Regions from separate parts of the Homo sapiens genome. Here region 1 is linked to region 2. The links are chromatin contacts, found by Hi-C or POLR2A ChIA-PET in ENCODE. All regions are on one chromosome and are shown on one strand. The core of a region is the stretch at or near the end of the contact, and the rest is flanking DNA. Distances in the headings are between cores, read along the strand shown. Region 1 holds the start of GNG12-AS1 (GNG12, DIRAS3 and WLS antisense RNA 1). Region 2 overlaps LOC124904197 (a long non-coding RNA gene).

Region 1 (3,495 bases), core at 792-3,291, 210 kb after region 2:
CGCCCACCTTGGCCTCCCAAAGTGCTGGGATTATAGGTGTGAGCCACAGCGCCTGGCAAGATGAAGGCATTTAAAAAATTTTTTAGATTTTAGGAAATGAGTCAACAATGTGATGAGTAGATTTCCTGAATTAACTGAACACCCAATCTCATGAAAGTTTACAAATAAAACAACGACTCACAATCAGCCTAACACTTCTTATGGCTTATCTGTTGGCCTTGGACATCAGCACATGCAAAAGTAAATAACCGGATACCCTTGGGTCACATGTTTTCATACTTTGATTAAGAATTACACTTGGTTAAAGATGAATACTTCTGTTCCTGGCTTAATTTCTTACCTAGGGCTAATAAACACAACTATTTGAAATATAAATTCTCTTTAAATGTAAAGGATAATGCAATGTTTCTGACTGTCAAAATTACTATGCAACTGTAACTTTAGCACTAAAAGCATATTAAAACTATTAATCCTTTAATCATAATTATTCATATTGCTGTGGTAGAAACATCACACATACACACACACAAACACACACACACCAGTTACTTTCTGTAGAATTTGAAATTGCTCTATCTAGCATTTCCGGAAGGTTCAAGCTGCCACCCTGCAATTTATCCAGTAGCCTGCTGCTTGAACAAGCTAGATAAATATCTAATAATTTTGACCATGTACTGCGTGTTAAGTCCAGTTTAAGTGTTTTCCAAAGACAAAGTTTTCATATACTTTCTGTAAAGCCCTACAGATAGAGACCATTATTATCCCCATCTTATAAATCAGACTGAAAAAGGTTAAATAGCTAATATTTTCATCTAAGTCTGTCTGACTCCAAAGCCAACACCCCAAATCACTGTTAAACAAGCTTCTCTTCCAAGTTAGGGCTCAGAAAAATTTACTTGCTTTCACAACTTGCCTTCCTAGGTTAAGCTTAAGCTGACATAAAACTCCAAAACAAAGCAAAACACAATAAATCACATAATTCTAATTTTAAAAAAAACTAATTTGATATTGGCTAACCACTTCCTCAAGTTTTCTGACCATGAAGCCCTTTGCTCTCACACTTTAATAAACCACCGATATTCTCTAACAAGTGACAACACAAATCCACAAATCTAATTGTTAGAGAGCTTTCAAGTAAGACTGGAGCTTTCTGGACAGGAAATTTTTATAATTCTATTTTTTTCAGGCTCTTGTGAAACACAGATTCACATTTTCATATATTTCTACACAAATCTAAGTGCTGTGTGCCCTGTTGGGGGTTCGATATCTAGTAAATTACATGAGTTAAATACAGCAAAAATAGGACTGCATTATTTATAAGGTCTAACGACGCAGTAGACTTTTCAGCATTTTTTGGACTTAAACCAGGGCTTTACGGCGCTGGTTAACTATTAGAGAAGGCAAAGGGACTGAACATTTTATCTGAAAGTCCTTTTATCACTTAAGACTCTGTAAAATTTTTGATTACTTTAAAAATTGTGTGTGTGAATAACGTTAGTTTACTAGAAAAGGGGCTTGCTAGTATATATAATTTGGTTAAAAAAACAAAAACAAAACAAAACAGCTCCTTACTTGAATGTGATTGTTTTGGCAATAGTAAAATTCAATCCCGTCGTTCTAGCGCTGCCTGCCTTCCTGGTTCTCCTAGGTGAGGGCCGCCATCCTGCGATAATTTACTTCGAGAGCTGCGAAGCGCTGGCAAGGGTGCAGTCTGGTGACTAGCACTTTTAAAAACAAAGCCAAACTCCGCTTTTAAAATAGAGAAGGCACAGACGCAGACCCTGCCTCTGACGACATCCAAAAGATTCATTATACACAGCCTATTCAGGCGAAGCTACAACCGCCCCAGGAAATATAAACTGTGTCGGCAAAGACAGCAGGGGGGAGAGGAAGTAACTGATGGGAAGGAAGCTAATCATGTGAAGTTTGTCCAACTCCACACGGTCTAATAAATTCCCGTTTGTTTCCGCTGGGAGCAGCCATTAAACGCGCCCTGACACGTGGGCGCAGGAACCTCCCTTCTACCTCTGGTGTTCAGAGATTTCCTTCTCGACCCACTTGTTTGTATACAACCACGCCCGGCAGGATGACCACCAGATGACCGGCCGCAGCAATGCCTCCACTCAGTCCCAGTTGGGCAAAGTTTCACTCCACTGCGGCGACGTGAACAAGAATCACGGCTTCCTTATCGTGAGTTATGAATGATTTAAGCCAAGTTTACAGGACACACAAAGCGAGGGACGAGTGAGTGACGGGAGGTGCTAAGTGACAGCGTTTTAAAGTTAGCTTTAATTGATATGCCCTAATTAAAATGAAAAACAGAATTCACCCTGCCCCACGGGATAACTGTCGGGGCAATAATTAAAAAAAAAAAAATCACCCAAGACTAAGCCTCAACCTCCCCCTTACCACTTGCAAATACAGTCTGCAGAAAAGCAGCCTCGGGTCCCCACTCGGGGGTCCCTCGCGGGGTGCGTCATATGGGCTCTCCCCTCTGCGACCCGCTATTTCCCTGCTAGACCCCCAGCGCCCAGCGGATTCCAAGGCTGCGCTCCCGCCGGCTGGTCCCGGGAGGTAGAAAGTAGGCAGAGGGGCGTGGCGTCCCTGTCGCCCCCACATGCCAGCCCTCCTCCAACGCCTGACACCACCACAAGCCACGGCTGGGAACACTGGGGGCCTCCCAACCCGGCGCGGGGCGCACGGCCGCAGGCTGGCGAGGAGGCAAGCGAGCTCAAGGGGAGACCTTTCCTTCCACCCCCAGCCCTAGCCCCAGCCACAGCCGTGGGGGCGGCTTCCCGCAACCTCGGGCGGCCGCCCGTCGAGGGCGCGCGCGCCGTTTCTGCCTCTGGGTCTCGGTGTCCCTTGGCCCCTTCCTCCCCCTCCCCCCGGTCTCCGGCGCCCAGCGCCCAGACCAGTCCCCGCCCTCCAGCAGGACACTCTTCCCTCCTTCCTTCCTTCCTCCGCTCCCTCCCTCCATCTCGCTTCCCAGCACCCGGGACTCGGAGGCGGCCCCCGAACTCGCTGGCCGACGCCCCGCGCCGCGCCCCGACCCCGCGGGGACCCGACTCACCACCCGCGCCCGCCGCTTGGTACTCACCCGCCTGCCGGTGCGCTGCCCCGCCGTCGCCGCCGGGACTCGGTCTCTAAGGGCTCCTGGAGACGGCTCCGACCTCTCCTCCTCCTCCTCCTCTTGCTCCTCCGGGCGCCGGCTCCGCCTCGCTGGGGTGGGCGGGGCGGCGGCGGCCCCGGGCTCCTTCCTCCGCGCCGGGCCCTGCCTCCCGCCCGGACGCCCTGGCTGTGCTGTCCCGGGCCGGGGAGCCCGCGTTGTGGCCCCGCAGGAGGAGGGGCGAGGCCTGGCCTGTGGAAGCTCGGTGGACGTCTGGTCGTCTTTGGCCATCCCCCTTCCTCTAATTCTCATGGAGGACCTGAAGTTCTAGGACTTGAGGGCCCCCACTCTACGACCCGCCCCCGCGCGGGGCCGCCCTGACTCCTCGC
Region 2 (3,347 bases), core at 644-3,143:
ACCCTAGCTCTTTCTCTCCTGCCACTTCATCAGCCTTAGCCTGTGAACCTTGTGCTTGTTGCCTCATGACATCAAGATGGCTGTTCTACCTCCAGCCTCGCAGTTAAGTTCCAGGCAAGAAGAGAGAGGGGGGCAGACAGAGAGAGGAGCAAGGACTTGCTGCTCAGAAGCTTTGCCTTTTTATTTGGAAAAGTCAAGGACAGGTATTTATGTCTCATTGGTCATAGCTGGGTTTTGTGGCCAACCCCAGCTGCAGGGAAGCTGGGAGTTTGGGTATTTCCTCTTTGACCCTTGCTAGTAGAGAAAAGCAAAGAAGACGGTGTTTGAGAATAGATGTTGAATGAACCAGTTTACAGGATCTGTCACATCCTTCTATTCTGAGCTAGACATTTTACACATATTATGTTTATTATAACAATCCTATGTGATAGGCTTATTATCCCCATTTTTCAGACAAGGAAATGAAAATTCACTGAGGTAAAGTAACCTCACAAGGTACCATAACTGATTTGTGTGAAAAAACTGGGATTGGAACAGTTCTTCTGATACTAAAGTCTGTGCTTTCCATCTCTGACCACCGCATGGGCCATTTTGCTCTACATCCTGATACATTCCATGTCCTTCATAGTGCCAGACCTAGAAAGTTCTGTTGGAGTGCAGAGACTCCCAAAGCCTGTGCCAAGTGCAGAGGAGTGGGGTGGGAATGAGAGAATAGGAAAGGCTTCCTTTGCCCCTCTTCCCCTCTCCCACGTACCTTAATCTTGACAAAAGCGGGTCACGGGAGGGAAGGGCAGGGAAGGAAGCAGCAGCTCTCCACTGGGAACAGGCCACCGGGGCTCCTTTTCTGACTCTGACTCTGGATTTTTAAGTCACCTGGACTCTGCAGGCCTCAGTCTGTCCACCTTGCTCTTCAGAGTGCATTTCCGTGATTTAAGACAGTGGAGAGACTGCAGAATTGTGGTCTAGTGAGAAGTGAGTGTGATCACTCCTGAGGCAGCGTCCCCATGCTCTGGAAGCTGTACCTGAGAATCCACCTGGCACAAGACACCTTTCCTGCCCCTCCCCTCCCCTCAAGCCCACCATGGGCTCAGAGATAATTTCATTTCAGGGGCTCTGGGCTGTTGTGACCTAACAAGTCATGACTGATGAAGCAAGGGAGCTCCAGAAACTCCACGTGAGGGCACAGACCTCCAAAACTTTCCGGAATTCAACTGCTTCTCACCAGTGTTAGTCTGGTCCAAGCCAGCATTGTCTTCCACTTAGATGACTGTAATGGCCTTCTATTGGTTCTCCCTGCAGCCACTTTGCCCTACAGCCTATTTGCCACAGAGCATCCAGGGTGATCACATGAATGCCTCAGACAGGCCGTGATGTCCTCTGCCTCAATCCAACAGCAGCATCCCTTTTCTTTCAAAGTAAAAGCCAAAGTTTTGACAAAGGGCTTCTAAGGCCATACACAATCTGCATGCTGTTCCTCACCTTCCCTGCCCCTCCCCCCGTACCTTTCCAACCTCACTTTCTACCTCTTTCACTCTCTAAGACATCTTCCTGCCTCAGGGCCTTTGCACAGATTATTCTTTCTGTTGAGATCATTCTTCTCTCAGAGATTCAACTGGCTCTCTCATCTCCTTGAAGGCTTTTCTCAAAATGCCACCTTCTCATTGAGGCCACAGCAACTATCCTGATTTAAAAATTCCACCCTCCACTTCTTCCCCCAACACAGCCAATCCTCCTTACCCTCCTCTGCTTTTTCCATGGCACTCATCCCTTTCTAATATGGTATGTAACTGATTTATTTATTTAGCCTATAGACTGCTTCCTGCCATGTGGCAGAAACAATAACACTCACCAAATATTCCATGTGCTTCCTCACATTTGCTAGTTTTTTTGTTGTAGGCGAGGCCATGTGATTAGTCCTGAGAGAAAGCATTGTGAGTCATTTCCAAGCTGCAGTACCTACAAGCCCATGGGAAGTTCTTCGGTTTCTCTTTCCTCTGCCATCACAACTAAGGAACCTCAGATGAAACCTCTTGGGCCCCTGAGTCACTGCATGGAAGACAATTGCCTTGTAGAATCACAATGGATTTTGTGTAAAAGAGAAATAAATAAAGCATTGTTTTGTTAAGCCACTGATACTCTGCACTTATTAATACAGCATAACTTAGACTTCCCTGACAAATATACCCCATTAGAATATAGGGTCCATGAGACCAGGATTGTTGTCTGTTTTGTTCTCTGATATATTTTGAGCACATGGATCAGTGCCTGGCACATAATAATCCCTCAGTAGATTTGTTGAATAAATGAATAGACTTCTGGACACAGGCCAGCATCCCTGACCCAGTCCAGTTTCTAGCTTCCTCTGGTTTGTAACAAATTCCCAGGACCTATGCTTGAAAGCTCCTTATAAGTAGGGAATAAATCGCAGTCATCTTGTATTGTCCCCAGTTTCATAAGGCCTTGTACATTGTTACTATTCAGTAAATATGGACTGTCTGACTGAATGACTGATAGAAATAACTGAGTACTAGCCCAACTCTCTCCTGCGGTCCTCAGGTTGAAAGCTCTCAGCAGGAGAAGGAGGATGGCCAGTTCTAGTTCACGTACTACTACAGTTTCAGCACAGAATATTGCTTCACCAAGAAAACTAAGGCTGTTTTGCCTGATCCCCTTCAGTGCCTCACTCTCTGACCTAAAATCTGCCCTCTCTCTGTCCCTGTGCTCATGCCTTCACTGCCCTCATCCTGTTCAAGGGCAGTCCTTGTGACTAAGCAGGGTGCACTATTCTTTTCAGATTTCTACCTCCCATTCATACCTCAGGCCAATATTTTCTGACCTCTAACACCACAGTTGTACTGAGCTTCCTCTCGGTGATGGCACCCAAGACCTCCTGATTGCCAAACGCAGTGGGATTTTTTTTATGGTGTGATGCACTGGAGACCTTCAGCTAATCTCCTTGTCACCTGCTACTACTTTGGCTCCCATGGCACCATCCTTTCCAGGTTCTGCTTACATCTCCTTGGCCATTCCTGTGCCTCCGTGGGCTTTTTTTCCTCTGCTCAGTCCTTCAGGGTCCTCCAGGATTCCTCCTCAGCTCACTGCTCTGGGCACTTGACACACTTTCCTCATGGTTTCAACAACCTCCTGGATACTGATGATTGCCAAATCTTTGTCTCCAGCCCCAGTCTCTCTCCAGAACTTTAGATGATTTACATATGTGCCACCTGGACAGACCCACCTGGAGGTCCCATGACTTGGGTGTCTCTTATGCACCCTCTCATATCCTCTTGGCCTCATTTCTGAGTCCATTAGTGGCTCTGGCAAGCGGTTCTACCCTGGCTATGACT

What was found. A loop is a pair of places that touch in the nucleus more often than their neighbours do. ChIA-PET counts read pairs that join two places held with the same protein, here RNA polymerase II (POLR2A). Pooled maps may share reads with other maps.
Region 1: a map of endothelial cell of umbilical vein shows a loop between it and region 2 (3-fold over the local background). The contact joins the promoter of GNG12-AS1 here to the enhancer-like site in region 2. A Hi-C loop is called at or near these places in 1 of 168 maps with a recorded cell type or tissue (endothelial cell of umbilical vein) and 1 of 50 pooled maps. POLR2A ChIA-PET finds 5 or more read pairs at or near these places in 2 of 52 experiments (H1 and PC-3).

Annotation. Positions count from the first base shown.
Region 1 is chr1:67,830,247-67,833,741 of GRCh38, forward strand. GNG12-AS1 (GNG12, DIRAS3 and WLS antisense RNA 1) reads left to right here and starts at 2,042. Exons shown (of 10, transcript NR_040077.1): 1 at 2,042-2,190. It overlaps GNG12 (G protein subunit gamma 12), which reads right to left and starts at 3,221. Exons shown (of 4, transcript NM_018841.6): 1 at 3,098-3,221.
Region 2 is chr1:67,624,743-67,628,089 of GRCh38, forward strand. LOC124904197 (a long non-coding RNA gene) reads left to right here. Exons shown (of 2, transcript XR_007066160.1): 2 at 1,897-2,129. Among named protein-coding and RNA genes, the nearest start is that of GADD45A, 59 kb to the right of the region's middle. Within about 2 kb of position 1,894, at least 3 of the 41 ENCODE cell types and tissues checked have a DNase peak (open chromatin) inside an H3K27ac peak, as active enhancers do; they include PC-3, where a contact is called at or near this core.